Regions from separate parts of the Homo sapiens genome. Here regions 1, 2 and 4 are each linked to region 3. The links are chromatin loops, found by intact Hi-C in ENCODE. Cell type or tissue: endothelial cell of umbilical vein. All regions are shown on one strand. Links, peaks and the distances in the headings refer to the core of each region. The heading gives the core; the rest is flanking DNA. Region 1 overlaps HACE1 (HECT domain and ankyrin repeat containing E3 ubiquitin protein ligase 1). Region 2 holds the start of LIN28B-AS1 (LIN28B antisense RNA 1). Region 3 has its middle 180 kb from the start of HACE1. Region 4 overlaps LIN28B (lin-28 RNA binding posttranscriptional regulator B).

The links. Hi-C counts contacts between places; a loop is a spot of excess contacts. Peaks named below come from ENCODE experiments on the same cell type or tissue, not always from the same donor. Only the 100,000 strongest peaks of a DNase experiment are listed, where the experiment ranks them.
Region 1: it touches region 3 in a loop (7-fold over the local background); 50 of 110 quality-filtered maps call a loop at or near these places.
Region 2: it touches region 3 in a loop (10-fold over the local background); 2 of 110 quality-filtered maps call a loop at or near these places.
Region 4: it touches region 3 in a loop (16-fold over the local background); 19 of 110 quality-filtered maps call a loop at or near these places.

What each region holds. Positions count from the first base shown.
Region 1 is chr6:104,764,039-104,772,271 of GRCh38, forward strand. HACE1 (HECT domain and ankyrin repeat containing E3 ubiquitin protein ligase 1) reads right to left here. Exons shown (of 24, transcript NM_020771.4): 18 at 7,887-8,036; 19 at 7,155-7,351. It also overlaps the pseudogene RNU6-897P. Among named protein-coding and RNA genes, the nearest start is that of HACE1, 92 kb to the right of the region's middle. In endothelial cell of umbilical vein, for the core only: no CTCF peak of the experiment used is centred there; no DNase peak of the experiment used is centred there.
Region 2 is chr6:104,937,763-104,945,995 of GRCh38, forward strand. LIN28B-AS1 (LIN28B antisense RNA 1) reads right to left here and starts at 2,765. Exons shown (of 3, transcript NR_046407.1): 1 at 2,616-2,765; 2 at 2,416-2,451. It also overlaps a transcript of LIN28B not described here. RefSeq lists enhancers at 1-68, 2,987-3,821. In endothelial cell of umbilical vein, for the core only: a CTCF peak has its summit at 3,842 (motif pointing right); no DNase peak of the experiment used is centred there; H3K4me3 peaks cover 1,266 bases; H3K27me3 peaks cover 1,250 bases.
Region 3 is chr6:104,679,230-104,687,462 of GRCh38, forward strand. No RefSeq gene overlaps it. Among named protein-coding and RNA genes, the nearest start is that of HACE1, 180 kb to the right of the region's middle. RefSeq lists an enhancer at 3,845-4,139. In endothelial cell of umbilical vein, for the core only: a CTCF peak has its summit at 4,010 (motif pointing right); a DNase peak (open chromatin) is centred at 4,002; H3K27ac peaks cover 267 bases.
Region 4 is chr6:105,074,394-105,082,626 of GRCh38, forward strand. LIN28B (lin-28 RNA binding posttranscriptional regulator B) reads left to right here. Exons shown (of 4, transcript NM_001004317.4): 4 at 4,021-8,233. The coding sequence ends at 4,390. Among named protein-coding and RNA genes, the nearest start is that of POPDC1, 59 kb to the right of the region's middle. In endothelial cell of umbilical vein, for the core only: a CTCF peak has its summit at 3,678 (motif pointing left); a DNase peak (open chromatin) is centred at 3,658.

The sequences.
Region 1 (8,233 bases), core at 1,307-6,306, 85 kb after region 3:
TTTATCTCAAACAAACAAACAAAAAAAAAGTACTGCACACTTTTTATTTTTTGTGAGACAGAGTCTCACTCTGTTGCTCAGGCTGGAGTGCAGTGGCACTGTGATCTTGGTTCACTGCAACCTCCACTTCCCAGGTTCAAGCAATTCTCCTGCCTCAGCCTCCCAAGTAGCTGGGATTACAGGCACGCACTACCATGCCCAGCTAATTTTTGTATTTTTAGTAGAGACGGGGTTTCACCATATTGGCCAGACTGGTCTGAAACTCCTGACCTCAGGTGATCCACTCACCTCGGCCTCCCAAAGTGCTGGGATTACAGGTGTGAGCCACTATGCCCGGCCTGTACATTATTTTATGTTTTAAGGTGAGAAGAAGCAGTTGAGAGGACAGCAAGTGGGTCTTCTAGGAATGAGGAGTCATTCTGCTGGATGGATTTTTAAATGTTTCCTCCAGGGTTATCTGCCTCATTAACAATGGTGTTTGCCTTAGAAATCTCTCTTTGATTTTATAAACTAACATGATTTCTTGTTCTGTTGTGAATGCCATATTTTCACCATGTCATCTATAGGCACTTCTTCTTCAGTTTTAATGTTATCTTCATCATCACTATTATCACCATCACCTACACTCAGAACCATTTTGGCTACTTCATCATCAATGAATGAGCAATTGGAGCCTTATAACCAGTGTTACAGACCTTTTCAATATCCACTTCTTTCAGTTCACTAACAAACTCTGAAGGTATATTTTTTTGCATATGTAAGGCAGTCAAACATCATTTCTTTCACTTGACATACAGAATCCTTCAAAGTCACACATTTGCTCGTCACCATCACTGAACATAGTTGCAGGCCAGAGGTTGTGCCAGGCATGCACAATTGTGTCTTTACTCACTGTGTTCCAAGCACTGGCAACAGCATACACAACATCCTTCATATTAAACTCCCTTTGAAAACCTTCCACAATTACAATTCTGTTCACTGATGCTAGCAGTCTATGCAACAAAGTGTTATATTTATTCTTCACTGATCTAATGTGACTGATTAATTCAGTCACATGGCTGAATTAATGAAGTCACATTTGAGGGAAAATACATGGCAAACACATTATTTTTGATGAGAATTTCAGCTGGATGATGAGCAGAGCAGTTGTTAGGGAATAACAAAGTCTTGCAGTCACCATGCAGTAAACACAAGCCACTGGTATAAAATATTTTCCCTGGTGATCCATGCCTTTTTGCTAGCATAATAATGGACTGGTAAGAAATTCACTCCTTGAAGAGATTGAGAACACAGGCTTTTGCCTATCATGGCAAATTTACACTTACACTTGCCTGTTGCACTAGGACATCCCTGCACATTTATTCTGTCCTTGGTAGCCTACCACAGGGGCTGTCTCATCAGCTGTAGTCAGTGTCTTTCTGAGGCAACAACAACAAAATAGTGATATTTTAACAGCAATATAGACTTGTTCTAGCATCAGATTTTCATCAGCAATGACCTTGGCAAATTCCTCACTGAATTTCACCACTGTTTTGTGATCAGCAGATGCTCTATTGCCACAAATCTTTAAAAAATGAATATCATGTCTCTTCTTAAATTTCTGCAACCAGCCTGTTGAAAAGTCAGAGTTCCCTTCAATTTTCACTTCATTATGATAGATCTTTGCTTGTTTATGATCGGCATACCATTAAGTGGCAAGTGTTCACTGTTAGGCTGACAAATCCACTCTTTAAATACACAATTGAGATCTTCAGTTTTAGCTTTATGCAGTGTTATTCTATTTTTCATTAACTTCTTTTCATCAGTTTTGGCACAGAACGTCAACAGTTTATTCTTTTGTTTCTTCAAGTTATATAGTGTGGTCATTCCAACACCATACTCTTCTGTAGGACATTTCACATTTATATTGCTGTCCAGTTTCTCCAACAGCTTGACTTTCTGTGCTACGGATAAAGACAAATGCTCCCTCTTTTCCCTGTCACTGTTACCCACAGGGGTATCTGCAGGCCTTTTTGACATTCCCAACAATACCTCTGCACCACAGAGCAGAAAATAAGCAAAAGAAAAGAAAAGACATGAGTAATGCACAAATGCACATCGGCCTTGGCCCCACGTGGGGCACAGTGGGGAACCTGCTCTTGGCATATGCGTCCTGCACATGTCATTTATTACCCTTGTGGGCATGCTTGCATGATGGAATCTTGGTGTGTTGAAGAAAAAATATATATGCAGCAGAAGGGGGCTGGGAGGGTCTTTTTTCCTTTGGGGATGCTGAAACAACTGTATGTTGTATGCTTGTGTTCTGAGTGCCCCCTGGTCATATGAGATCAGGTATGGGATTTACCACTTATGGCTTCATGTCAGTACTCGAAAAGTTTCAGACTCTGGGGTACTCTGAATTATGGATGCTCAACCTGTATACTTTTCTAAAGATGCATATAAAGAATCCACTTTAAGTCAATAATCTATGGATAAAAGTCTGTATTTTGTGCTTGTATGTGCATTAAATGTGTATGTTAAATAAATCATGCAAAGCTAGCACTAAAAATTTAATCATATAAGACTAGCAATAAAACCATATTAAAATGAAATCGTTAAAACATACTAAATTTGTATTTGCTACTTTGTTCACATTCACTGCCTTAGTAAATGAGAAGCCTAGCAGTTACACTGTCTTATAGACATCCATTTAAAATAAGAAAACATCAGTTACAAGTTTTGTGCCCTCGGGCAGTTATTTAACGTCTAAAGAAATGCAGTGTTGTAGTTACAAGCAGGCTCAAGTGCTTGTCTCAGCAGCACGTATACTAATATTGGAACCATACAGAGAAGACTGGATGGCCCCTGCACAAGCAGGCTTGAAATTTACAGACTGCATGGAGAAAGCTACTTAGCTCCTATATGCTTCTGTTTCCTCACCTGTAGAAAGGGGTATCTCCACCTCACAGAGTTAAGTATAATACCCATAAGGCACATCAAACAGTGCCTAGCACATTATAAAAACCTAATAAATGTCAAATGTTTTAATATTAAGGCTGTTTCCACACTAAATAAAGAGAAATAGCTATCTCAAGAGGCTGTTACAGGAAATGAGAAACATAAAGAACATGGTTCAGATACATGAAACACAAAGCACTCAATAAGTAGTAATTATTATCACTAAAAAACAGAATTAATGATAATGAGGTTGATGAAGAGTATGATGGCAACACTATCAGACATTAGGTGGCCCAATCCACAACAGTGGCAGTTATCCTTGAGTCCTTCCTCTTTCTCATCTTCCCAATTACCAAGTTCTATAAATTCTATTATCCTCAAAAGCTTAAAAGCTATTCCATTTTCTCCATCTTCACTGCCACTTGCCTTACATAATTCTTCATGCATGCTTCCCCAAACCAAAATGCCACAGCCTCCTCTCAGTTGTCCTGACTCTAGTACCGCCCCATTTCAACCCATTTTTCACACTCCAAGCTGAGTTTGGTTGTTTCTTTTTGTTTTCTTAACTGAAATTTGATCATGTCATTTCCCTCTTTAACATCTGCAATCATCTCCACAGACTTCAGAATAATTTTCAAAGTACTATTTGTGGATGCAAAGTCTTTCAGAATTTGGCCACTTTCTCCCTTCCCCACATCATCTTTTTCTACTTGCTTACTTTTCCATCTAAGCTAAGCTCCACAACTCTGATCTACTTGTGGTTTCCCAAAGCATGCTCTGTCACCTCTGTGCCTTCCTGTAAGCCCAGAACATTTCCTTCTTCCCATCCTTACTCCTACTCGACCACTTAATGCTTCACCTCTATAATTCAACTTCCATACCACTTCATCCATTCCCTGATACCTGCCCCATCTTACTCTTATCTTCTTTTTTTTCTCCAAGCCTGGATGAACTTTATGACTAATATTATAAAAGTGATGCTAACATTTAAACCCCTACAGCTTCAATTCTAAATGCTAGAACTGAAAATATGAGCAAAAGAGGCCATATCTAACTAATTTAAGAGTATTATATTTCAAATGTGGAACTAATATATATACATCTGCCTATATTGCTTGTATTTATTTAACATATTGCTTTTTAAATTAAAGGTATTTTCATCTATTTGGTTTCACTTTATAATCACCAAAGCCTTTTAATAAAACTTGGGAATAAGGGACTCCCCCATGTGGAGATCAGTTTACAAAGGCCCTCTAACAAGTTTAGCAAGTCATTTAAGTTTCAATAGTTCAAAATTATAAAGTCGAACTCTAAACATGACAAAAAAACTTTCTACCTATAAAGTAAAAAGCTGACTCTAAAGTAACAGAAAAGTTCATAACAGAATGTATAAGCAAAAAAAAAGAACAAACCAAAAATCAATAGTATTTCCAAGAAACAGGGTTTGAAAATTTTAAAGTAACATTTTGTAAACTGAATATCTTAACAATTTTAAGCAAGGTAAAATGTGATGTGTTTCTAAAGATTTTTAAGAGTTTTATATGAATCAGGTTATTTATTAAATAAGCATTATATGTTGAAACCTCAACAATTTGATACACAATTACTATACTGGTAACATTAGAAAAAAAAGGCTCAATTTATTGTGAGAAATGTTTATATAAAAAAAATGAAAGCTGAGAATGTATAACATTAATAATCAAGACCCTGCTATTAACACTCCTAATTACTTAAAAAAGTTAGCCTCTAATCAACCAAGCAATTAAACAAAATGTAAATATATATAGTATTAAACTGAGAAACAAAAGTTTCAAGCTCTTTAATATTAAAATAGTATTCCCACCTCTGGTGAGATGCACAATGAAGGGTATATCCTCAATGTGAGCATATTCTTACTTATTCTTATTTATTCAATATTTTCCATCTTTCTAGATTTCATTAAAATACACAAATACAAAAAAATTAATAATATTTTAAAAATCTAAACAAAAATCATGTCATAGTAAGGGGGGGTGCTGCTAGGAGATGCAAGCATAAATATAGATATACCTCATACACATTTTTTTTTCTTTTTTAAGTGATAGGATCTTGCTCTGTCACTCAGGCTAGAGGGCAGTAATGTCATCTTGGCTCACTGTAGCCTCAACCTCCAGAGCTCAAGTGATCCTCCCACCTCAGCCTCCAGAATAGCTAGGACTGTAGCCACACAAAACTAGGCCTGGCTAATTTTTTTATTTTTTATAGAGATGAGGTCTCACTATGTTGCCCAGGCTTGTCTCGAACTCCTGGCCTCAAGCAATCCCCCTGCCTTAGTCTCCCAAAGCACTGGAATACAATTGTTACTAGATCTTTCCACTTTGTCATATATATCTGAAAGGAGTGACAAACCTCACCAGATATAGTATTCACAGATAAGAATCATGTTTATGGTTCTCTTATCAAAGGCAATCATTGCTTAATAAAGATTCTATGACTTCATTACCCTTAATTGAGGGTAGGCCTCCAGTGTAAAATAAAATAATAAACATGCTACAAGGTGAACAATCTAAAAAAAGATTCTAAAAATATTTTCACTCACTGGCAAATCATATAGGTTTAAAAATTAAGTGTTTAACTATTATAATCTTCTAGAGCTTAACATGACTTACATTAAAAATCAAGTAAGTTCTTCCTCGACACAATTAATTTTGCATATAGTATGAAGAACATTAGACTTGAAATTAGGAGGCTTGGGTTTTGGCCCCAGTTTTGCCATTAACTCTTTAGGATTAGTGTCATTTCATGTAAAATGAGAGGGTAGAATTTAAAATTTCTAAGTATGAATATGTAAGAACTCAACTCCTGACTTTATTTCCAAGAATTCAATCTCTTTTTTTTGTACACTATAGTATCTTAAGTTTCAAAAGGTAAAATTATGTCGCTTGCTAATAAGTTTCCAATTCCCTTTATATATCTGAAACTAAGAACCTATTTTTATAGAAAACTACCCAATACAACTAACTTTTGTGCTGTGCTTTTCATTTTACAAAATGCTAATAACAATTCTGTATGGGAGGTATTATTATTCCAATTCTACAGAAAACTGAGTTCGAAGAATTGTTAAACATAACCCTTTTTAAAATAATCCACATTTTACTAAATCTATAGTTTAAAAAATGGCTCAGTGAACATTGTTTCTTATAGTTAAATTGATTCTGAAGATGTCTTGGAATTATAATTCAGCTAAACAAAAAGGGAGGGGGGCAGTTTAGTATTGTTCAACCAGAAGCTGCTACTTGTAAGCAACAGAACTAGAATTCATATGATATTTTCTAACTCCAAATACCTCATATAACATATTAAAACACCAAGCCATATTAAATCTTAAAGTCATATTATGACTTTGAACAGTGAAATTTAAAACATATGCAAAGATTTTTAAATAATACATATAGAGGAGAGGTAATAATAAATAAAAATAAGGCCGAGAGTGGTGGCTCATACCTGTAATCCCAGCACTTTGGGAGGCCGAGGCAGACAGATCACCTGAGGTCAGGAGTTTGAGACCATCCTGGCCAACATGGTGAAACCCCGTCTCTACTAAAAATACAAAAATTATCTGGGCATGGTGGCGCACCCCTGTAATCCCAGCTACTGAGGAGGCCAAGGCAGGAGAATTGCTCGAACCCAGGAGGCAGAGGTTGCAGTGAGCCGAGATCATACCACTGCGCTCCAGCCTGGGTGACAGAGTGAGACTTCGTCTCAATAAATAAATAAATAAATAATCAAGTTATACAGTCAAAAAAATATCAAAAGGTCGAACAAACTTACTGGATCCCAAAAGTATGTGGAAAGCTTAAACACTGGCATTTCTTTTCTCTATTAGAATTCTTTAATATTACACTTTAAAAACATGAAAGAGCAATTTTTGCAAATATCTTCATTTAAGCTTATATTTCTAATCAAATTTCTCAAAATGCATATGCCCAATTTATACTATCAGCTGAAGTGCTCTCGATTTTTTAGGAACCAACTCAGCACAGCTAGCACAATTATCAAAATAATCCTTTCTAATTCAAAATTTAACATTTGATTGTTTTATTAACTTAAACGTTTTATCTGCTATGATACTGTAATAGTAAAAGTTTTTCTACAAGTGCCAGAAGAATTTAGAGTAACTAGCAAACTATCAGGGCCAAGTTACAAACAATGGTTAAGGTAAAAACTGAAATACTCACTTTATTATTTTGTGTCACAAGAATACTCCCACCCCCAGGTTTCAAAGGCACCTCTTCCATTGCTCCAAACACATCAGTCTCAACAGAAAAAGTTAGTTCTAGACCCAGATCACTTATATCATTATCTAAAATCCATTGCAAATTTTTCGCATATTCTGGATCAATGGATGCCACATCTTGGTAATTTACAGGAATACCTAAAAAATGCAAACATACAGCAGTTATAGTCTGGTTTTGCCTTCCCTTATCTATTTAATGGTAAAATACTGCCCTCTACAGATATTCTGAAAAACTGCAAAATATAATACAATCCTACACACAGCATATTTTAAATGGATTCCTGAATTTGAAAGTCTGTTAAATTAATTCTGTGTTTCTTTCACATTGTTACAATGTAATCTTTCTTTGAAATAACTATTCAGGAAGTTATTATAAACTTCAAAAATGCCAATTATCTTAAGTATACTCACACTGAAATGTATTCTTAGCATAAAAATACACACACAAAAATTGAAAAAAAAAAAAAAAGGCTAACTTAACTAGAGGTGTTTGGAAAAAAAAAAGGTAGGTCATTTTTTTCTCCTTCAAACCCCGAATGGCTTACATATACAGATGGGCTCCAATCAAAATAAAAATTATCTCATCCAAAATACTACTGCTTATCTAGTTTTCCTCAAACTGAAAAAAAAACAATATAAATAAATGTCTGCAGAAATAATAATAGAGCCATACCAAGAATGTGCTTGTAGAAGGATCGTGTGAAGTAAATATTGACCAGCTGCCTGTGGTTCAACGCTAATCCCAAGATCTGCCCAGCAAACCGAAAATAGTTCAAGTGATCAGGATTTACATAAGAGTTGCTATTAGGCTGAAAAGTTGTTCCTATTGAAATAAATACAAAATAATATATTATTAAGAATCTATATGCAGAAGAAAGATTACTTCGATGCAGATAAACTAATTCACATACAACTTCAGCAAAGCTAAGGTTACATTATGTATAAACTTCCAGAGAAATGTTCTTTGTGGAAAATATAACAAGTGGTAAGTAGAATTGGAAGTATAGATGATAATCATTT
Region 2 (8,233 bases), core at 1,289-6,288, 260 kb after region 3:
GTAAGTATTTCCTTGAAAATATAATCAGGGTGCATTCAGATGCATTCATTAAAAAGCATTTCTTACACACTACCATATTCTAGGAACCGTTGTAGGCATTGGAGATATTAAGAGTAAGAGCCTGTTCTCTTTGGGAATAATTATTAGATATATTCTAAAAGTAAAGCAGGCCAAGCATGGTGGTTCATGCCTGTAATCCCAGTGCTTTGGGAGGCCAAGACTGCAAGGATATCTTGCCACCAGAAGTCTGAGAATAGCCTGGGCAACAGAGCAAGAACCTGTCTCTACAAAAAAAAAAAAAAAAAAAAAAAAAAAATTAGGCAGAAAAAAACCAAAAAAAACAAAAAAATTAGGCGCTTGTAGTCCCAGCCACTCAGGAGGTTGAAGATGGATTCTCACTTGTGCCCAGGAGGTCGAAGCTGCAGTAGCTAGGAAGGTACTATTGTACACCAGCCTTGGCAACAGAGTGAGACCGAGTCTCTAAAAAAGGGGAGGTTGGAAATAAGGTAAAATAAATTATGACCATGGTCCCAGGTAGAGGGATTCACTTTTATAAAGAAATTGCCAAGGTTCACTTTTAGAAGGAAATTGCCAAGGTCAGGCATGGTGGATCACGCCTGTAATCCCAGCACTTTGAAGGGCCAGGTGGGCAGACTGCTTGAGGCCAGGAGTTTGAGACCAGCGTGGGCAACATGGTGAAACCCCATCTTTACTAAAAATACAAAAATTAGCTGCGTGTGGTAGAGCAGGCCTGTAATCCCAGCTACTTAGGAGACTGAGGCACGAGAATCCCGTGAACCCAGAAGGTGGAGGCTGCAGTGAGCCAAGATTGCACTACTGCACTCAAGCCTGGGGGACATAGTGAGACCCTGTCTCAAGAAAAAAAAAAAAACCTGAAAAGAAAAAGAAATTGCCAAGAGCCATACGTAAATGATAAATTCCTTTGTTCTTATGGCTTTTCATTCATTTCTAATCATGCTAACATACTCCTTAATGCTTAGCCTATCAATGTTCATCATCGCCCCTTTCGGGTACCTTATATGAAATAATACATTAAATATTATAATGTCCCATTTTTTATTTGTGTCACAGGAGCATGATGGCATGATGATAACTAGTTTGAAATCAAAAAAAAGGATGAACTCTTGAGTGCTGGGATACTAACCCTGGGTTGTGTTTTAATTTTTTATTTTCTGTTTACAATTCTTCTCAGGACTTTAAATAGGTATTGCATAAATATACATCACACTTAAATGCTGAAAGGCTTACAAAATACCTAGAAACATAGCTATTAAAAAAAACAGTTCATTCTGTAAGTGCATTTGTAAGCTCTACTCATAAATAAAAAATTACTATAATGCTTTAAAGTCAAAGCATATCACATTTCAGATGGTGATATAATTAATTGCTGTTTTTCATTTCTAGTAATCAATGTCCACATCTTTTTCCTCTAAATTATATTTGAAATCATAGTGTAAATTGATACAATGATTATAACTAAGAATTGTATCTGAAAGAATCCTCTGTACTACTTCGCAAAGTAATGTAAGAAATACTTTACATACTTGCCAGTGAAAAGGCATCTTTAAAGTAAGTGGTATTCACTCCACTAGCTCAATGGAAAGTTGAGCAGCCATCCAGGGAATTTGCTGAAGGTGGTAGCCAATGTGGAAAATTCTTAGGAGGGGTCACAACAGGATTTTGCTTCTGATCAGTTTGTCTGCATTGATCTCACTCCCAGGCCAGAGATGCTTTTTTCTAGACTGTGGTTACCCTTGATAGATACATTGGTTTCTTAATCCCAATCCAGAAATTGGAAGGGAGAAATGTATCATCACACAGCAACGGTTTGGAGATTTGCCTTTTAGTCATACAATAGTAGCCAGTGAACTGGCCTTTATTAGTTACTTTCAAATGAAAGTGTTTTCATTTGAAAAGTTTTCCACTTTTAATTTGATTTCCTATATTTTAAATTTTTGAACAAATTTTTAGTTTGCTGAAATATTTAATCCCTTTAGTCAGTTCCACAGAACAGTCCAGATTACAAGGCGATATTCGATTTTTTAGCTGGTCAGATAATGATTGACTAGTACTGTTTAGTTCTGAAAGTCTGATGAGAAACTACCCAAAGTATAAGAAAGAACTATAAAATTATCAGGTAGAAAATTATAGGAGAGAAAGCAGTGATATTTTGGGAACATATACCAAAATACCAAGCTAAATATGTGTATATATCACAGTATTTTTGGCCCCAGATCTTGTGGCTCTTTGAGTGATGATGATTAAGTTTGTATCATCCAATTTGACGTTGAGTATCTTATTGTTTAGGAAAAGAAACAGCTGACAGTAGGTTCCCCAAACTTCTGGCATTGTCTACCATGCTCACTGGATTCTGAAATACATGACTATTATTACCTTGAATTGTGCTGTTCGGAATGATGTCCAGGGCATCTGTAGTAAAAGAAAAGAAGACCTGGGCTTCAGATATGATTTTGTTACCTTCTTACAGTTTTACCGCACCAAGGTGTCAGGTTGGGGAGCAAGGAGTAGCATCGTCCCGCCTCCCTCCAGTCGCACCCTAGGGACCGCCATGTGAGCTTCCCTCCCAGACTGACGCTGCGCGCGGAGAGCCGGGAGTCACAGGCCCAGGCACTCGCAGCCTCCACCAGAACAAACGGCGGCAGCGGCCGTGCGCGCCCACGGCCTGCGCGGGGACGCGCTTCGGGGGTTCGGGGGCGCCCGCGGTAAAGCTCCACCGCGGCCGCGCTCGCCCGCCCGGCCCTGGAATGAATGGAAGGTTCAATCTCGCGCGCTCGGCGCCGGCAGCCAATGACGCGGCCGGTAGCGGCGGCGGGCAGGTGTGCGCGTGCCGCCGGCTGACGCAGGGCTCCAGTCGAACCGCCTGGTGCCGCCGCCGCGCCCCGCGCTCCCCCACCCGGCTCAGCCCCCTCCTCCCCGCGCCCCGCCACTCGCCGGGCTGCGGCGGCGGAGTGGTGGCGACAGCGGATTCCGTGCCCGGTGGCCGCGCGCCGCCCGGCTGTTCCGCGTCCCCTTGCCGGCTCACAATGTGCTGACCCTCCCGGCCCCGCCGCGCGCCTCACAGGTCTCTCGACCTCCGCGCTCCCTCAGGAAGTGACAGACTCCAGGCCCCTTCCTCCGCCCCGTCCTTCGGGACTGAACGCCACACACGTCCTCACACCCTCTCCCCCTCTCACACCCAGGCTAGCGACGCGACCATGAGGCCCCGGAGGTAAGCAGCCGGCCCCGCGGCCGCGCGAGTGCGAGCGTGGCCGGGTGTGCGTGCGGGTGCGGACGCCGCTCGCGGTCCCGAGTCTGGCACGTGAGCAACGTCGAGGGGAGCTCCGTGCTGAGGAGCAGGAAGAAAAGAGGAGGCGCGAGCGCCAGGGAGGGGCGAGGACTGGGCACCGCGGGGAAGTGACAGGTCTCGCAGCAAGTTGCGGTTCGGAAGCCGGCGCGCCGCGTCTTTCCTTCGCCGGCCCTGATTTATTGCCCCGGTGCTGCCGCTAAGACGCGGGCAGTCGATGTACTTCCGGGTTCACACCTTTCTCTCCCCGCTCGGTGCTGCTGGGTCGGCGCCCGGTGTGGGCACTGCGTTGCCACAGCGGCCGCCCAGGCTCGCCGCTGCGGTTGCTGCCGGGCGGCCAAAGCCGGCTTGGAGCGGGAGGGCGGGGCGGGGCAGGGCGGGGGCGCAGGCCACGCGGGGGCGCAGGGCGCGAGGGTGCGGCGCAGGCTGGGGTCCCGGCGGCGGGTCCTCGCGGCCGGTGCCGGCTCGTCTGGGACGCACGGGGCCGCGCCGCCAGAGGGCGTGCGCACCTCCCTTTCGCGCTCCGCAAGCCGAACTGCTTTGTACCGGGCAGGCGTCGGGGATCGTTTTTGCTTTGGTATCGGTGATGTAAATTCATGAATTAAAATTAAGGATTTTGAAAAGAACGGGGAAGAACGCACTTGGATTTAGGTTGTTTTTGAAAAGGAAAAACCAAAGAGGAAATGATACGTTTGCAGGAGCATTAACTGACTACTGACTGGAACATTGGATGCGGGTGCTTTGTGAAGATTTGTACTCCAAAAACTTTTTTTAAAAATTGCACGTTGGTAAATATTGAGTGTTTTCGAGTAAAATCTAACAGTATGTATTTAGTGCCCTTATTGCGGAAATTTCTTAAATGTAAGTAATAGTAAGTCCGCCATTTTGAATTGTTTCATGTAACACAGAATGAAATCTTAGGTGCCTGTGTTTCCTTGAGTTCCCTTCAGTTCTTTGTGGGTTTGTTTTCATCCGTAGGTTTTTAAGGTTGCCAAGTGTCACTGTTCATGGAACTAAATTCTCCACTGTAGATTTTTATACCTATTATTGTTAATGCAAGGGGAAAATAAATTATACTCCTATTCTATTGTAGTTTTTTATTTATCGATCACAAATACTGTGGAAGTGAAAATTACACCTGACAACTAGTATTAGAATGAATTTAAAACGTTTTACAACATTGCTGGGAAAATATGACTTAAAGTGATTTTTAATCAAGAAAATATTAATGTTTCTTTTTTTGGTGCTGGTTATTACCATATTTACTTAGATAATGCAAAAGTGCTTTTTTAAAAAGCACATTTTTACGTCCAACAATAAGTATAAAACATCACAGTTTTATGAAAGCTTTCAGGGAAGATTTGAAAGTTAAGGGTGAATTCTTGGAAATATATGCCAATTTGTATGAAAAAATAAATTTGCTATGAAATTTATGCCTTTTTTTCTTCTGCTGTGAATTTGCATAGATTTTATAGAGGAGTCATATGATAAATTAACAGAAGAGAATGTAATAATCAGTATTCCATTTTCAATAATAATTACACCCTTGTCCATCTTAGGGAAGGTTCTTGCCTGCCAAATTATTTATCTTTGCATGTATGAAACACAGCAATCCAGTGTGCTTAATTTCCTACAGAGCTTTAGAAATGAAACTGACACAAGGCCTCTTCTACCAATGAATAAAAAAGTTTTATTTGACTTTTCCATTTTACAAGTAGGATCAGCTAATCTTTGCTTTACAATATAAGGTCATAAAAATTTAAGGAATTGGATCGGGTTGTAATGCATATTGGTTTTTGGTAACTTTATAGGTGCTTCTCAATAGATCTGGAACTAAATGATTCAATAATTATATTCTCATTAATCCTTGTCAGACTGTATGGTGTCTTACTATGTATGTTCTCTGCTAGACTTCAGAAACAATAAAAAGTTTGTTGTGAAATTAGTCAAGATTTAAATTTAAAAATCGCTAGGTTGTGAGGCGAGGTATGTCAATCTTATACTTTGTAAGGGAAGCAAATCGAGATTTAAAATAGTAGTGCTCAAAGTTAGTCTTCAGAATAACTTGTTTTTAAGTTTATTGCACATATAAATCCCAAAATACGGTGAATTTAAGTTTGGCTTTTTTTTTCCGGTTTACTCTGAAGAAAGAGAAGATTAAATAGATCTTACCTGCCTAAAAGTTTGATAATGCTTGGTATCTGATCTGGTAACATGATTAGGGTTTTGTGACACACTGCTGTCATAATTTACAAATCATGATTAAAGGAAGAAAATAAGTTATTAAATAAAACATGTATGAATAACAGTCTTCAGGTGTGAGTGATGTCTCTTTAAAAATAATTGAAGCGCTAGGCACAGCTACCAAATTTGGGGACTGTATTAGCAAGTTCAGGTCAGGAAATGATCTATAAACATTTATCTTAATCCAAAGTTGCATTGATTTAAAAAATGAAACATGGGCATACAGGGATGAATCAATTTAGAAGTAATTAAATTATTGATTATGAAAGTGGCGTTACAAATTTTTGGACAACTAAAGCGTTTTCTTATTAGGTATTTTTTAATAGAATTTAATTTTCTTTTAAAATTCTCAGATACTCAGTTTTTTTTGTTTAAATACTTTTGAACCTGTACCTTATTTCCTTGACTTTTAAAGGGACTGTATTTTCTTTACAAATAACTACTGTTTTTGATGAACCACAAAGTAAAGTATTTCTAGCTTGCCAAGAAGAACAATGGAAATTCTTTACATTCAAATACTTCAGGTTGATTTATATGAATAAGTCTTCGAATATATGAAATACAGAATCTCATTGTTTTGAGAAACTTGCCCACCATGTACTTGTATACATGTACATTATTGTGTTGGATTTCTCTGACACAATGATGCTCGACAAAGTCGCTGGCCACAGTGCTGAATCAAGACAGCCATATTGGTCCCTGCTAAATCTGACTGAAAACTGTACAGTACACAGAAATTGTGTAGGGATTCAAGTAGCATCATGACTATAGGAAATATATGCATATATATTTCATAAATTTTTTTTTTGCTTTTCACCTAGTTGAATTGGAATCATCAGAAATTGTGATAGAGAAATGTTATCCCTGAAGTATATTAATTTACTGTGTAACATTGATTTTGAATAATGTCAGTAAAATCAATAGGATCAATGCTAGAGGTTTTCTCTTTCTTTGAAAGCTGCCACTTGCAGATGATGACAAGATTTTAAAAACCCGTTTAAGCAACTAGTTATTTAACTCAAAAACTGTACAGTTTTAGTTGACACTACTGGTAAGATAGAGTATGAACTTGATATTTGCAATTTTTGATTTAGGTTCATATTCTGGCACTATCAAAACCAACATCAAAATATGTGATATCAAGCTTAAATTAGAAATCATTCATGAAATAAATTACACTTAAAAACATTAAATAATTTAAAAAATAAGAATATAAATTTTGAAATTATAATGATATTGACCTGTCATTTGGGGGAAATTTTCTATTGTTTGAAACAGGACAAACAGCAGGCTTTTACTGCTTACAATATTACTGTGCTCTACATTATATGAAATGAGTACTAGTATGAAACCATTGTAGAAATTACCTGAAAAGTAATGTTGTAATACATTTAATATATCAGTAAAAAGTACTATTTTAAGCATAGAACTTTGACATGATTCTTCTAAAAATAGAATGGGTTGATATGCAGGATCATCAAATTAAGGGTCAAAGGTGACAAATCAGGACAAAGGGCATGCAGCTCATTTTCAAGCAACCAGTTTCTAGTTTTTTCTTAGCGGAACAAAAGCTTAATTATATGGAAAAAAAGACTTGATGTTGAATGGCCAGTTCTAATGGTGGAAAAACATGTTTACAATTTTCTAGATATTTTGAAATCAGTATTTATTTTACAGACTTACTTGGAAAGGCAAGAGCCGAAATGCTACTTTTATGTTTTTCAAACATTTTTCTGTGCATCATTTGTTCAGACTTTACAAAAACATTTTAACTAAAATATTCTAGACTGTATAGGTTAAAAAATAGACATTTTGTGGATTTAACATTTTAGAAAAAATCTGTAAATTATGTGTTATCTTTTGTATTAGTCTGTTATAATCTCCTCTGTTAGTTAAAATCCTATTATTTTTATTTGCTATTACATTTATTACATCAGTAAGTCACCCAGTGTTGTAAGGATGAGTAACTTGTAAAGTGTCTCTTTATCTTTATTAAAATGTTAATTGAAAATATTTAGAATACACAAAGTTCTCATTTACTTGTTAATCTCTGGTGATGATATAAATTTTGAACCATTAATAATGTTGTATATTAAAACTTAAAATGTATGTCAATAAAATTTCCTTGTTATTATTGTAATTAAAAGAAGTGTTCAGTTTTACCTAGAATCATTTTTGTTTACTGTATCAAAAAGCCACTTTAAAGTTTTGTCTTAAAGTTATGGTGGGCCTTCAAAGTATATGTGATTACCTTTTTTAAGGCAGGAATTTTGCCATTATTTTGATCTTTTTGATTTGAAACCACTATCGCTTTCTTTTACTTTTCTTCAACGTGATCTAACAGTGACTGGGCTGTGAGCTCGATTACATAAAGTTATTATTTCATATGTTGGAAAATACAAACACATTAGCAAAACTAACTGTGCTGTGGCTCAACTGTGTTATAGCTTACATTTAAGCTAAAGAATTGTGTTTGCCAGCTGCTATCTGTGCCATAATATTGCCTTTAAACAATTTTGAAAATATGCCAGTCATCTTAAATTATTACTCATTTGTTTTTATTTTCCAAAATAAATTCTTCTTATTACAGTATTTGAAGAGAATGATAGAGGTGTCCATATCTTATATGAAACAAATAAAATTTCTATTTGTAATATGGTTGAG
Region 3 (8,233 bases), core at 1,198-6,197:
TAAAAACTCTGCTCTACAAAAGAAACTATTGAGAGAATGAAAAACAAGCCACAGATTGAGAGAAAATATTTGCAAAACATATCCAATAAGAGACTTGTATCAAAATCTACAAAGAACTCAATACTCAACAAGAAAACAAACAACTTTATTACAAAATGGCCAATATATCTGAACAGAGCACCTCACTAAAAAAGATATACATATGGTAAATAAATATATGCAAAGATGTTCAACATGATATGTTACTAGGGAATTGTAAATTAAAATAACAGTGGGATAGGCCGGGTGTGGTGGCTCACGCCTGTAATCCCAGCACTTTGGGAGGCCGAGGTGGGTGGATCATGAGGTCAGGAGTTCAAGACCAGGCTGGCCAAGATGGTGAAACCCTGTCTCCACAAAAATTAGCCAGGTGCAGTGGCAGGCGCCTGTAATCCCAACTACTCGAGAGGCTGAGGCAGGAGAATCACTTGAACTTGGTGGGTGGAGGTTGCAGTAAGCCAAGATCACACCACTGCACTCCAGCCTGGGTGACACAGTGAGACTCTGTCTCAAAAAAATAAAATAAAATAAAATAAAATAAAATAAAATAAAAAATAACAGTAGGATACTACCACATACCTATTAGAATGGTGAAAATCCAAAAAAACTAACAGTATCAAATGCTGGCAGGGATGTGGAACAATATCTCATTCATTGATGGTGGGAATGCAAAATGGTACAGCCACTTTGGAAGATAGCTTGGCAGTTTCTTAACAAAGCTGAAACCTCATCTTACCAATACAATTCACCAATTGCACAACTAGGTATTTACCCAAGTAAGTTGAAAACTCAAGTCCACACAAAAACCTGCCCACAAATGTTTATAGTAGCTTTACTCATAATTGCAAAAAAACTGAAAGCAACTAAGATGTCCTTCAAAAGGCAAATGGATAAATAAACTGTGGTATATCCATATAACGGAGTATTATTCAGCAATAAAAAGAAATGAGCTATCAAGCCACTTAAAGACATAAAGTAATCTTAAACTCATGTTCCCTAGTGAAAAGAAACCATCTGAAAAGGCTACCAAACTATACATATACTATACTATATGATTCATCTATAGAAGGTGTTGGGGTTCAATCAGGCTGGTGGGAAAAATATTAAATATAGTTATAGTAGTAGTCAAAAACTCTCAGGCCTTTAAAGATAGTTATAGTAATAGTCAAAAACTCTCAGGCCTTCCAAGAGAGTTTTTGACTATTACTATAACTATCTTTAATATTTTTCCCACCAACCTAATTGAACCCCAACAAGAAGACACTCTGAAATAGCCAAAAGGATAGTGACAATGAAAAGATCGATGGTTGCCAAAACTTTGGAACAGGGGAGTGGGTAACAGATGAATAGGTGGAGCACAGGGGATTCTTAGAGCACTGGAACTATTCTGTAGGGCACTGTAATGGTGGATACAGAACAGTGTACACTTGTCAAAACCCATAGAATGTACAGCACAAAGAGTAAACCCTAAACTCTGAACTTCATTTAATAACAAGGTATCAGTATCAGTTTGATACTAACAAGTGTTAGTGTACAACAGTAACAAGTGTACCCAGGGAAACTGAAACGTAGGTGAGAGGAAATATGTGGGAACTCTCTGTACTATCTGCTCAAATTCCTGTAAACCTAAAACTGCTCTAAAAAAATAAAGTATTAATTTAAAGAAATTATCTTATGTATAATGCTCATTTTCCCCAAATGCCAAACAACAAGGCTCTACTGGAATAAGCAGCTGTTGCTCACTGTTAAGTCTTTATCTACACTAAACTGGCTTTTTATAAATTGTCAGTCACTTTCAGATACGCTCAAATAATGACCACATAAATTACGGGTAGGCTCTGGGCAGGGTTTTTAAAAGTGTGGTCCTCAAACCACCTACACCAAAATCATTTGGATGCTTGTTAAAAATCATATCCCTACTAAATCAAAACCTCAAAAGGCAACCAATCTGCATTTTTAACAAGTTCACTGGGGATCATGATGCACAATGCATGTGAGAAGCACTGCATTAATAACATATAAGGATACTTAAGGAATACTCCTTTTATCTTACTGCTTATAAAAAGCAAACAATTAAAACATACCAGCTGCTCAGTAATTGAGAACAGGTTTTTCTTCATCTCCTTCACACAAAATGACAGTCAGTGACTTATTTGGCAATTTCAGGAATCTCAGCCATAAGGACTAAATTCTCCAGAAGCCCTTTATTATCTCACACTATGTTAAAGAAATGCTGTTTTTTCAAGAAAGAAATAACTGGATGGTGAAGACGAGAATGATGCTTATGGCCCTTTTGTATCTTTTTTCATTGAAGTCTTATGAATCACACTTTTAATAAAAGATTAAAGAAGACATTTCTGATGCTTTATCATTTACTATTACCTAAATTGAATAAACATTTTTCAATAAAATTTTCACATGACATTGTCAATTCCTTTTTCCCTCTAAGAAAATTACTTTCTATGAAATCGTTTTGGTCTTGACCTTTTCAAGAAGATATAATTTTCCTGCATTTCTATCAAAGAAGGTCACAGTGTCAGAACACAGGGCAGCCTCACAGCAATGCCCTAGAACAATCACAGAATGGACCTGAACAATCCCAGTTATCATCATTTCTTTCAGGCTCTCTACCTTGTCCTTTTGTGATCATGGCAATTTAACTTTAAGCTGTATGGTATTGTTATTAGCTCAATTTATCTCACAGTCAAACTTCAAGCAATCTTTACTATTCAGTACATAGCAGACATGTGTCTTTCAAATTGTTGCCTCATATTCCTGCCTCCTTTCCCTCCAACCATCACATTTATAGGCCTTCCTTAGTGAAAATGATCTAGTATTCATCATTTATACTATAATCTAAGGCAGTGCTGCTCACATTTGAGTGTGCATCAGAATCACCTGGAGGGCTTGTTAAACTGTAGATTGCCGGGCCCACCTCCAGAGTTTCTGATTCAATGGGTCTGGGATGGGGCCTGAGAATTTGCATTTCTAATGTGTTCCCAGATGATGATTATGATGGTGGTCCAGGGACCACACTTTAAGAACCACTGATATAGGTAATTTGCCATCTTTCTTCTGATGCTTTTTCCAGATAATGTTGTGTGTTTTAATTTATATAAATTGCTCCGTGACTCATCAGAGTGAAAATCCTAATTATTAATAACAACTTCTAGACGGTGTATTAGAAACTATGCAAACTGACAACTGATGCAAATTGACAACTGCTTTTGACAGCAGCAGGGCCGCCACACAATTTATTTTCTATTTTCCCACAGAAGACTATGAAACAAAAATTTCAAGTGAGCACCTGAGAACCCTAGCCTTTTACTAACCAAATCTTAACCAGTTGAGTCACTCATCTGTCTCTAGCTTAAGCACTTCCACTCAATTTCTACTTGCCTGCCTTGTCGTCTCAGCTGATCTGTTGGACTTGGTCCCAGTCCATGAAGACCTGCCTCTTTCCACCAGGAGCCCGTGCTCCCTACCACTCTGCAGAAGCTGACCCGCCTTTTTAGGGTCGAGTCATGGGTCGTCTCCATCTTGGCTCCCTGAGGATGAGGCGCTTCTGCCTAACTTCTTCCAGGGCTCCCAGACTTCTCTTCCTCTTGGCTGCCTCCCCTGGTGTGTTCTGGAGAAGAATATTCACTCTCTTGACAAAGGAATTTAAAGAGTGCCAGAGCTGAGGGGGGCCAGGGCCACATTGGGAACTGAGTACTTGAAAGTGCCCCCTCGGCGGATGGCAGGAAAAGGGGAGCATTCACACACAGGGGTATACTGTTGAAGAAATGCCAAGTCCTGCTTTCTTTGATTCTCTTTGAGTGTTTCTTCAAATAAGGTGCCCAGCAGAATGGCTTCTTACCTTCGTATAAGAATGGCACATTCTGCTGAAAGATGTTGCGCCAGGAAGATGGAGATAAAATCCTGAGGAAACCAAGCAACGAGAAAGCCAGGCAACTTCACCAGCAGAGGGCGCCAGACCACCAGCGGCGCCTCACAGGAAGTCCGGGTCTGTAACCACTGGTAACTCTGGGGACAATGAAGGGAGGGGACACTGGATTATTATTATTGTTCCCATGTTATTTATTAAACCTCATGGCCAGAACACTAACAAGCATTGTATAAAAAAAGAGCACAGGACTTGGAGTCTGAAAAGCCAGATTCTAGCATTTTGTAGCTTTTTGGCTTGGCCAAACACCCAGAGCCTCCATTTATTTTCTTACCTATGAAATAGAAGGAAAAAATAATAATCGTAGCAATGGTGTGTGGCTTATCAACTTCACAGGTTTGCTATGAAGGCTGATAAATAAAAGGGAAAAAAAGATCTATAAGCACAAACCTTAGTTATTTCTGGGGTTGTGAACTCAAAAGAAGTATATTAATCTTAAAGGGCAACTCACTCCTCATGCCACAGAATCCGGATGCCTTATCACGTACTTCGGAAAGATACTTATGTTCCAGCCTGCACAGATAGTAGGGATTTGTGGAGTAGGGAGTCCATTCAGAGAGGCACCAAATCCCACTGGGTAATTAATGGTACACGCCATTCCACCCCAATCTCGGGTACTTAAGTGAGGCCGGCAACAGAGAAGATTCTTCACAGTGTGAAGAATCCAGGGGGAAAGATCTAATAGAAAAACCAAATCCAGGGCTGTCCTTCTAAAACAATTACTGGAAAATTGCAGAACCAGTCTGCCCCAGGGAACCTCAGGAAAAATATTACTTCGATTGTGTGATTGCATCTTTCACAGAGCATGCAAGAGCACTGCCGGGCACTGCAAGGCAGAAGCTAAGAGCTCCAGTAGTTATATTATGCCTTTGTGGGATTGCTATGCTTAGCTTATATTGAAAGCAGCACAAAATTAAAATGCCAAAATTAAAAATCACAAATTCTGAACTCAACTACAGGACAGAGTTCCAGGTGATTTCATTCTATTTTCATGTGATGGGCTATTAATTGCAATCACTGCACAGAATTTTTATTTAGGACAGCTAAGGTTTCTCTTGCCTCCAAGCCCCAACCAACGTAGTCCTCTCTGCTGGAGAAATTTCTCTAACCAATCTTCCTGTCATTTGCCTCGTGGGCTCGTTCAAATTGACACCTGAGAGTTAATTTACACCTTCCTGTTTTACAAAAACAATCTAGAAGGTACCTAGCGATCTATCTCATTTGAATTAAAACACTAAATTTCAGTTTTCAGTCTTATATGGATTATATAAATGGGAACCCTTGGGGAGAAGCCCAGATGAACTAGGAAAATTTTACTGTCCTTTCAATTATTTTTTCAACACATCTGTGCTGGTTACTTTTAAATCTACCTCTATCTCTTCTTTAAAATCCAGCTAACAAACAAGTCATTATAAATAGTGCCTTTTTAGAGAAGGAAAACATGTCACCTCTCAATTCTGCTACAAGGAAGTCGTTAATGTAGGTTACTGAATTAGAACAATCTCTGGAGTAGTCATGTCTTTTCTGGTCCTTAGGAATGGGTCTAGGGAACTCTTTAAATTGTAACTATTATGTATTGCAATTTTTTAAAGCTAACATGTATTTATTTTAAGCTCAACATAGCTTTATTTTGGATCTACATAGTAGTGTGCCAAGTAGTGTGACATTGCTTGTTCCCTCCCTTCTGGGGATATGGCAGTACCATGCCTGCTCCTGTGAAGTTGGGCAGGGCCAAGTGAAATGCTTTAGACAAGGACATGAGAGAGGAAGTCCATGTGTCACTTCCCATCAGAAGCCTTGGAAAGCCCATGCCTGATTGACCCTGTTCCCTCACCCTGTCAGAGGGTCCGGCAATGTACCATATGTTGGAGGCTCCAACAGCCTGATCCTAGGGAAATCCTGAATCAGAGACACCTCCAAGTTGGACACGCAGTTTAGACAAATGACAAGCAATAAGTCTTTGCTATCTCAAGCCACTGAGATATTAGGGTTGCTTATACCACAGCATAATCCAGCCTACCCTACTGATGCCACATCAGAAATTCTTGCCTCAACAATGTTCCATGACCCAGACCTCTGTAACTGGTAGAGGTCAGGGAAGGGGTCAAGGGGCAGAGCTGTAAAGGGATATATGACCCAGATCATAGGTCAGAAGGGATATAGTTTTTGAAATATGGTGGGAAATTGTAGAAAGAGCCAGGCTTTCAGAGCGAACACAGCTCAGCATTCAAAATTTGGCTCTGAAACCACCCTTAATTACACAGACAAGTTCCTTAAACTCTCTCAATCTCAGTTTCCTCCACCATAAAATAGGAATAATAATACCTTTCTTAAATGAGCACCTACAAGCAAAATACCTTTCACATAATTTCTCAAACTGTAGCTGCTATTTTTATCATCCATTCTTATAGAAGAGAATCTGACAATGGGCAGCACAAAAGCAGAATAAACATTTTCACTTGTTCACCTTGGAAAAAGGTTATGCTAAGCCTTGCCACTTATATTTTTTGGTTAAACAACAAGCCCTGGTACGGGAAATACAAATTTTTTTAATAGCAGTACTGGCATCTTACGAATGCAGAAAGTAATAAACATATAGATGTTAAGTATACAGAAAGTCAATGATAGAGAGGGATTTATTTATTTACTCAATTTATGAAATCGTGACCTTGAAACTCTTATGCAAAAAAAAGCCGTTAATCCCAATTTGTAAAGTATATGAAACTAGCAACAGGAGTTGTAATATAGATAAAAGACAACACAAGAAGAATTAGAATCGCTTTTAAAGCAACATTTGTCTGCTCCTTTCTCATTAAGCCTGTTTTAAAAGGTGAGGCATATTCCCGACCCTAAGAATTAAAATTCCTCACCCCAATCAGTCTGGTTTTGTACATTGAGATATATTGCCTTTCTCACAAGCTCTAAAAGATTTTATAAACCCTGAGGTAAGCAGAGATGAATTTCTTAATAAAAATTCAATTTGTAGGGTTTAGATATTATTTACTTCTTGATTGTAGAGTAATTTGTGAGCCTTACCCAACGTGGCTACATAACTTCTTCCTCTGGCAATGGGAGTGAAATTGATTGAATCTTTTCACAGAATAACATGAGTTGACCCAAATTTTTTTCTCTCAAGTCACATATATTACCCTGCTATTTACTTTCTGTCAAAATAATCCTAGCATGCCAGCCACCAGGCAAAACATCGATGTTTATCTAAGAATTTTCATCTTTGCTTAGTAAATGATTCTGTTGGGTGACAGATTCCTCTGCTCACCAAATCTATTAAAAAAAAAAAAAAAAAGTAACTCAGGCTTGTCCATTTGTTTCACCTTTGTCAAAAATTTCCTGAAACAAGTCCTTGCTTTTCATTTGTGCTAAAGACTCCTTTCTTATTTGCGCTTCCAGAGCTATTAGTTTTCTGTAGTCATCACTCAGGACTTAATTATACCCTTAAAGCCATAAAACTTCCATACACCAGCCACACCACGTGCCTGCCTCCTGGTACACAGGCCAGTTGGAGGCCCCAGCTCTTTGGACTCAGCTGCATTTCATGGAGCACTGGCAAGGCAAGATGGTCCATATGGACACTGCAGTGCAGGACTTTCAGACCCCAGAGAAAAATAAATCCCATTATGTTCTCCCTGACTTGATCCGTTGAGATCATAAATACATGGACAGAGCCCCTCTTTCCAGGGAGGAAGTCATTGCTGGAATGGGAAGCTGAACACGTGAGGATCGGCAATGGAATTCCCAGTGAGTTGTGCCTCCTGAATGACCTCTCTAACCAACTGTTAATCATTCAGCCAAACTTCAACTGGGGAAAAAGTAGTAATAAAATTAAATCACTCAAATCACATAGCACATTTTAGGATAATTTCAAGCAGAACCCACAAGCCCAATAACATGCAGAGGATATTTCAAAGTCGAAAACCATATTTAATTCTCTCTGGGGCCAAGGCAGGGACACAGTAAAGGAGACATCTAACCGAAACTGCACAGAAGCCTCCAGTGCTTCAGGCTGGAAGTCACCAAACACTATATGGAAGCTGGCTGGGGAGTCTGCATTTCCTGAGGGCCACATGCTGGGAGTCTGGTTGTAATCATCATTATTATTGATCAGAACTGAACCTTGGTTGATGGTGTATGAAGTAGTATAATGATGTGAGCTTTTGGTGTGCAAACATACACAGTTCATTGACTTTACTCGCAAATCTCCACAGAGTGCTCATCAAACGGTATAGGAGC
Region 4 (8,233 bases), core at 1,365-6,364, 400 kb after region 3:
TTCACCATGTTAGCCAAGATGGTCTCGATCTCCTGACCTCGTGATCTGCCCACCTCGGCCTCCCAAAGTGCTGGGATTACAGGCGTGAGCCACCGCGTCAGGCCTTAAAATCTGAAATTATAAATCTTATTTTGATAGTGTCTCAAAAATGTTGACTTTGATTTGATTGTTAATTATCTTCTATCTTTAAACGCTCCTTAAATAAGAAATAATACTTGTAGAATATGCTAGCTCATTAGAATTACAGTATTTATAAAATGATTTTATGAAGAACTTGATAACCGTCTAAGATTAAACTGAACATTTTTGTTTATTTTATCTTTGTTTGTTAAAACAGAGTCTAGCCCTGTTGCCCAGGCTGGAATGCAGTGAATCAATCTTGGCTCACTGCAGCCTCTGCCTCCCTGGATCAAGCAATTCTCCTGCCCCAGCCTCCTGAGTAGCTGGAACTACAGGTGTGCCCCGCCACACCTGGCTAATTTTTTGTATTTTTAGTAGAGACAGGGTTTTGCCATGTTGGCCAGGCTGGTCTCAAACTCCTGACCTCAAGTGATCTGTCCGCCTCAGCCTCCCAGAAGTGCTGGGATTACAGGCATGAGCCACTGCACTTGGCCTATTTTATCTTATTTGTAATGCATGAGAAAATATCCTTTGTGCCATTGGTTCAGCATTTAATAAAGTACTTAGCATGAATAATTTTATTTTTTATGTTGGACTATGGGAATATATAATAAAGTATGAGTATAGTTTTCTTTGTATGGTCTTTTGTGTGAGACTATGTCCTTATATTTCTTAAGCATATAGCTAAAAATGGACACACATGATATTTTTATGCTCACATCACAATGTAAAATTCATTCCAACTACAAAGGCAAACTGATGTGGAACAGTGTGGAGGGTGAACAAAGGGGACTAAAATCATGTATAGCTTGTATGGAGTATATAGTTGTGGTATAATTTGTGAGCTGCAAGGTAGCTGAACATTTCTATTTTGGTGTCAGTCCCTTGGGAAGGAAGGGGTTTCATAATGGAGAGTGATCTGTACTCTTAGTAAGAGTGATTGACACTGAATGATTAAATAGAAGAGAATATAAATACCACTCCTCCCCCTTTTAAGGCTAAGCACATAGACACTAAATGCAAATCTTTTCAATGTGGAAGAAAGTCTGGCCTAATGATAGCACATATCAGGAAAGCCAAGGGGGTGAATTAACTATGCAGATCAAAATGTAAGGAAACCAAAATTATATAGCATCCTTAAAAATAACTTTTATAGCCCAAATCTAATGGTAAATGCACAGATAGAGGGTAATTGAAGATCCCATTTGTGAAAGTAGAATACTGACATCAGGCTCCTGGTCAATGAGTGGGCAAAATGGTTCCCTGAATTGGATAACACAGTGCATACCACGGTGACTGATAAAATTGATGTGTCTGCAGGAGAGCCAGCCCTATTACTGAAGCCTTTAACCTATTTTCTGTCTCTTTGAAAATGAGCTCCTGAGTGGAAGTTATCCTCAAGGAAGTGAATTTAATTCAAAAGAAGATATTTTATAGATGGGCAACTTTAATTTAAGAATTCACTTATCTATTGTAGAGGAGAACTGTGTGGGAAAATATATTATTATAAGTAATGTGGTTATATTTTTCAAATATGTCATTTTTTAGTGTTATTTTGAGAACCTGAATTTTAAGCATTAGCAAGTAAACTTTATTATTTAATCTTACACTCTCTTAGAACATATGGCTGAAACAATATTGAATCTGCACTGTAATACTTTATTAAGATATGTAATTATACAATGAATAATTTAACTACAACATGTGATTTCTTGTTTTTTTTTCTCTTTTTGAAAATATGATTCAGTCTGTCCTAAGATAAATACTTGTTAATCATTGCAAAGAATAAAAGCCCATCTTATAAATTCATTATTCTAAAGTATATAAGGTAATATTGCTAACTGGAGAAGCAGGCAATAGTTACCCTAATTTTTGCCAATTAAAAAATTCACTGTTCAATTTATGCCAGGAGATAAAATACTAAATATCCTATATACACTGCTTAGTAGGTTGTTAGTACCTTAGTAGTTTGTCTATGAAATATAAGGTAGAATAAATTATTAAGTTTGATGTTCTCACACACATACAAATATGTCATCATAATTCACTTCTTGTTGTGAGTCTGGACTTAAGCCAATTTTCTCAGTTAACACTTTTTTTGTTGTTGTTGTTGGAGATGGAGTCTCACTCTGTCGCCAGGCTGGAGTGCAGTGGCGCAATCTCGGCTTACTGCAACCTCCGCCTCCCAGGTTCAAGCAGTTCTGCCTCAGCCTCCCGAGTAGCTTGGGACTACAAGCGCGCGCCATCATGCCCAGCTAATTTTTGTATTTTTAGTAGAGGCAGAGTTTCACCATGTTGGCCAGAATGGTCTGGATCTCCTGACCTCATAATCCGCCTGTCTCGGTCTCCCAAAGTGCTGGGATTACAAGCGTGAGCCACCGCCACCCAGCTAGTTAAAACATTTTGTTATTATTTTTTAAAAACATTATAACCTGGCTGGGTGCAGTGGCTCACGTCTGTAATCCCAGCACTTTGGGAGGAAGGGGCAGGCGGATCACTTGAGGTCAGGAGTTCAAGACCAGCCTGGCCAACATGGTGAAACCCTGTCTCTACCAAAAATACAAAAATTAGCCGGGCATGGTGGCACATGCCTGTAATCCTAGCTACTCCCGAGGCTGAGGCAGGAGAATCGCCCAAATCCGGGAGGCAGAGGTTGCAGTGAACCGAGATCACTGCACTCTGGCCTGGGCAACAGAGAGAGATTCCATCTCAAAAAATATATATATATAACCTGTTGTTCTTTGTGCTTCATAAATGAGATTTATGGAGTCATAAATGTATTTGGAAAATAAAATAGAAAGCTCTTAAAATATTTCATTTGGAGACAAGTCATTAAACAAATTCTGTATTTAAAATCAGATTTAACACCTTTGGTAAATATAAATTTTTCTTAGTTTCTTCCACTAATGGTTTTTTTGTTACTTTTAATATAAAATTTTAGAAGAAAATCTGATTGAACAAATATACCTCTGAAAAAATTTTCTTGCTTAGCTTTCCTTGCCAAGCTAAAAGCTGAACTTTCAAACATCTAATACAAAGCCATGTCCCCAGTGTGCATTCACATATTATGGACGGATTTCCATTTATTTTAACTTAAAAGAGATCACCCTAAAAGAAAGCTAATTTCTTACAAAAAAGAAAAGAAAGTTAACTTTTCTCATCATTGAACTAGCATGAACCTTTATTAATTCAATCTAAGTATTTAGAAGCTTTCTTTTTTTAGCACTGTTCTGATTCAGACATTTACTCTATTGCTCTAAAATTACTTGGTAATTTGCCAGATATCATCCTGACTTTCTGACTAGACTCTGACTTTCTTATATATCAAATTTCACTGCATTACTTAATTTTATACAAAGGAAAAAAATTTTTCCAGTTTAGCTGGTTTCTACAGTCAAAATAATTAACATTCAAAGAAGTGTTAAACTTTTAAATTTGGTCTAAAATTTTGCCAGTTTCTGAGTGAATTGCCACTTTGTATCATGCCAACAGCTGTATTTCTACACTCTTGTTTTTAAAACTGGCTTGTTGTTTTTTGTTGAATATTCGCTGCCCTCTAGTGGGCTTAATGGTTCTTTTAAAATGACCAGATAGTGTCAAATTTAAAGGAATCCTTTCTATATGGAAGTGATTAAATATTCTTACATGTTTTAATACTCTTGTTTTTCACTGTGTTTAGTTGTGTCTCACACAACTAAGTTTTTAACCTCACCAGAACATTTTGGTGATGATAGTCTTTGAACCAACAGTGTAACCAGTATAAACAATGATAAATGCTTTTAAGAAGGCACATTAAAATAAGCTTATCTCATTGGTAGTTTGTGTGTTTTCACATTTTAAAATGTGTTTTTGGATACATGCTGCCTACTTCTAAGATGTTTTCATCTTTTTTCCTTGTAGATGCTACAACTGTGGTGGCCTTGATCATCATGCTAAGGAATGTAGTCTACCTCCTCAGCCAAAGAAGTGCCATTACTGTCAGAGCATCATGCACATGGTGGCAAACTGCCCACATAAAAATGTTGCACAGCCACCCGCGAGTTCTCAGGGAAGACAGGAAGCAGAATCCCAGCCATGCACTTCAACTCTCCCTCGAGAAGTGGGAGGCGGGCATGGCTGTACATCACCACCGTTTCCTCAGGAGGCTAGGGCAGAGATCTCAGAACGGTCAGGCAGGTCACCTCAAGAAGCTTCCTCCACGAAGTCATCTATAGCACCAGAAGAGCAAAGCAAAAAGGGGCCTTCAGTTCAAAAAAGGAAAAAGACATAACAGGTCTTCTTCATATGTTCTTTCCTTTACCCGGTTGCAAAGTCTACCTCATGCAAGTATAGGGGAACAGTATTTCACAAGCAGTAGCTGACCTGGGATTTTAACTACTATTGGGGAACTGTGAATTTTTTAAACAGACAAATCACTCTAAGCAAATTACATTTGAGCAGGGTGTCATGTTTTATGTTAATTCAGAGAATAAGATACTATGTCTGTCAATATGTGCATGTGTGAGAGGGAGAGAGCCTGAGTCTGTGTGTGTACATGAGGATTTTTATATAGGAATGTAGACACATATATAAAGAGGCTTTGTCTTTATATATTTGTGTATAGATCAAAGCACACACCCTCTCTCATATAATTGGATATTTCCAAGAATTGAAAACCCATGTGAAGCATTATAGATAGTTTTAAATTTAACCCACTGGAGTTTTCTTGAAATACCACTTCTTTTATATTATATAAAACTAAAAACACGACTGTTACCTTTTGTGTGAACCAAAGGATACTTCAGATCTCAGAGCTGCCAATTATGGGGTACTAAAGGTTTTTAAGACATCCAGTTCTCCCGAATTTGGGATTGCCTCTTTTTCTTGAAATCTCTGGAGTAGTAATTTTTTTCCCCCTTTTTTGAAGGCAGTACCTTAACTTCATATGCCTCTGACTGCCATAAGCTTTTTTGATTCTGGGATAACATAACTCCAGAAAAGACAATGAATGTGTAATTTGGGCCGATATTTCACTGTTTTAAATTCTGTGTTTAATTGTAAAATTAGATGCCTATTAAGAGAAATGAAGGGGAGGATCATCTTAGTGGCTTGTTTTCAGTAGTATTTTAATATCAGCTTCTTGTAACCTTTTCCATGTTGTGAGGGTTGTAAGGGATTGTGTGGCAACAGCAGCTTCCCTTGGCTAACTCAATCTTCTACCCATTGCTTAGAGCAGGGAGCCCTCCTTATTTACTACTGAAGACCTTAGAGAACTCCAATTGTTTGGCATATATTTTTGGTGGTGGTTTTTATTCCTCCTGGAGAGTTATCTAATTTGTTTCTAAAACAAACAAGCAGCAAAGAAATGAATTAAATACTGGGGTTGAGAATTAAAATTAAGTGGATGTTCACAGTTGCCCAATATATATGACCTGCAAATGATACGAAAAAGTGCAGCATTTAGTGGCAGTTAACAAGAGTGACAAGCCTGGGGCAGAGGTACCAAACCTCTCCCACCAGAGAGCTAGAAGTATTTTATACAGTAACTTTGATCTTATGGAAGTGACCTTCAATGCTTATTCTGAAGTAACCTATATGGTGGATACAGGATGAACATTCAGTGCCAGGGAGAATCTTCTCAGGTTGGTTCTCGTTAGAGTGATAAACTGGCTAGGGGCCATAGTATTGGTCCTGTTAGGTTTCGGTCATGGAAAAAAAAATTATTTTGGGGTCATCCTGGCTCTAGATGTTATGGGCAAATTTCTGAAACATCTGCAAGAAGGTACCAGTTAATTATAGTGCTTAATATTGGGAATAAGATTAAGCATTATAATTATAATGTATGGGCCTGTTGGTGTAAGCTCAGATAATTAAATAAAAATAGCATGACTCAAATGAGACATATTCTGCTGAACAGTTTCTACTTCCTCTCCCGCCTGTCCTGTCATGGGAGACGTGTATAGTTGCTGCTGTTTCAGCAAACCACCATAAGACGAAAATGCCTCAGGTTGGGTTGCCAGTCCTTTACAACTCAGCTTGAATTTCACAACAGTGATTGTGAGAATCTGCGTGGTATACACTGAAATATCGGTGTGCTGTGATGCAAAGCTTACCTTTGACGATATTGAATGTGATATAGCTGTAGAGAAGTACTTCCTTGCCTTATGTGAGGATTTCAAACTTATTTAAATTATGTAGACAAATCAAAGTGGCATTGCTTAATTTTTAGCAGGCATAATAAGCAAGTTAACAGTAAAATGCAAAACATGATAAGCGTTGCTCAATTTTTAGCAGGTATAATAAGCAGGTTAACAGTAAAAATGCAAAACATGATAGATAAGTCACTTTGAAAATTCAAACCAAAGTTCCTTCACCTTATGGAAATAGGAAATTATGGACTTCAAAATTGGACACTTCCTGTTTACAAAAAGAAATTCAGAGCTAAAATCATGGTAAAAAAAAATAGAAACACTTGAGAACTATGGTCTTTATGGGTGCAATTTGAAATCCTTTTCATCATCTTACCAGACTAAACTAAGAGCACATACCAAACCTATCTTATGGTTGAAAGTTGGGGTTTATTTTTTATATGAGAATATTATCACTATTACATAACATACTCAGGACAAAGAACTTTGCTCAGGGAACATACCATGTAATATTTTTGTTGTTTCTTTACAGACTAGTCTACAGTCCTGCTTACTCAAAACAAACCAAATAACTTATACCTTTATATAAGTATTATGTACTGATGATAGTAACTACCTCTGAGTTTGACACAGATCAAAATTTTTGAATATCAGATATCAGTTATCCTATTTTTATTTCATGTGAAAACTCCTCTAAAGCAGATTCCCTCAACTCTGTGCATATGTGAATATCACTGATGTGAACACATTGTTCATTTACATAGGTAAAATATTACTCTGTTTACAGCAAAAGGCTACCTCATAGTTGATACATAGCACACCTGTATGTATGCTGTTCCAGCCTTACAGGTGGCTGATAATTCTCTGGTACAGAACCTTTTTATCTGTATTATAAATAGCAATTCACAACTGCATGTTTCTGACAAACACTTGTGAATAATGAAGCATCTCGTTTTAGTTAGCAAAGTCTCCAAACATTTCCTTAAAATAATCATGTATTTAGTTTAAAGAATTATGGGCACTGTTCAACTTAAGCAAAACAGAACACGGAAGCAGTCTTAGAAGCACCACTTTGCCCAGAGGTGGAGGTTGGAAGGGGTAGCAGGGAGAGGGGTTGGTGTATGCAGGTATTCATGCTAGGCAAAGAGTTTAAAAGACGCCAATGTCCTTCATTTACTGTCTGTGCTGCCCTGAAGCCAAGCGTATTGCAGCATTATAGCCCCAGGCACATAACTAACTAGCACTGGCTTGCCAAGGAATGAACATGCAATGCCATTACTAGCTATTGAGGGAAAAGGGTCTGTGTGAAGCATCACTTTGCAGGGATTACTAATGGTGGGGCAGCAGGTCTGTGAATTAAGTTATCTCTTGACCTCACCCTCATGTCAACACAAATGTAATTCCTAAACAAGATGCATTGCCAGTCTCTTAGCCCTGTAAGCTGATCTTTTGCTACATGGCAGACTATAATGAAAACATTTTTATACTTGGGTTTCTAGTCTTCACTAGAAGGCCTTGGATGTATTTTTGCAGTTGAAAGATTTAGAAAGATTTTTACCTGCTTATAACTTGGAAGTTTAGAGTGCAATGTAAGAAAAAAGATCAAGAAATGTCATGTTATTAGCATCAGTCCACCTCCAATATTGCCGATACTTTTTTTATTCTGGCTCAGTTTTATTTTGCACCAGTGCGGCCCCAAGTTACTGCTGGTTGTATTTAGTTTGTGAATAGGAGCCCATAAGTGTTAATAGACTTTGTAACATTCACTATAAGATGAATTATACAGGACATGGGAAATCTCATTAAGTCTTAAAGTTAATTTAAATTAATTTATCTGTTTTCTCTAAGAAATGTTTATCATAAAATATATATGTGTATTTCCCCTTTGGTTATAAAATTTGGGAAAGTATGTACAAGTGCAGCTGCACTGACTTTAATTTTCTAGATGTCTTAATGAGATTTATTTGTTTTAGAGAAGAACATCT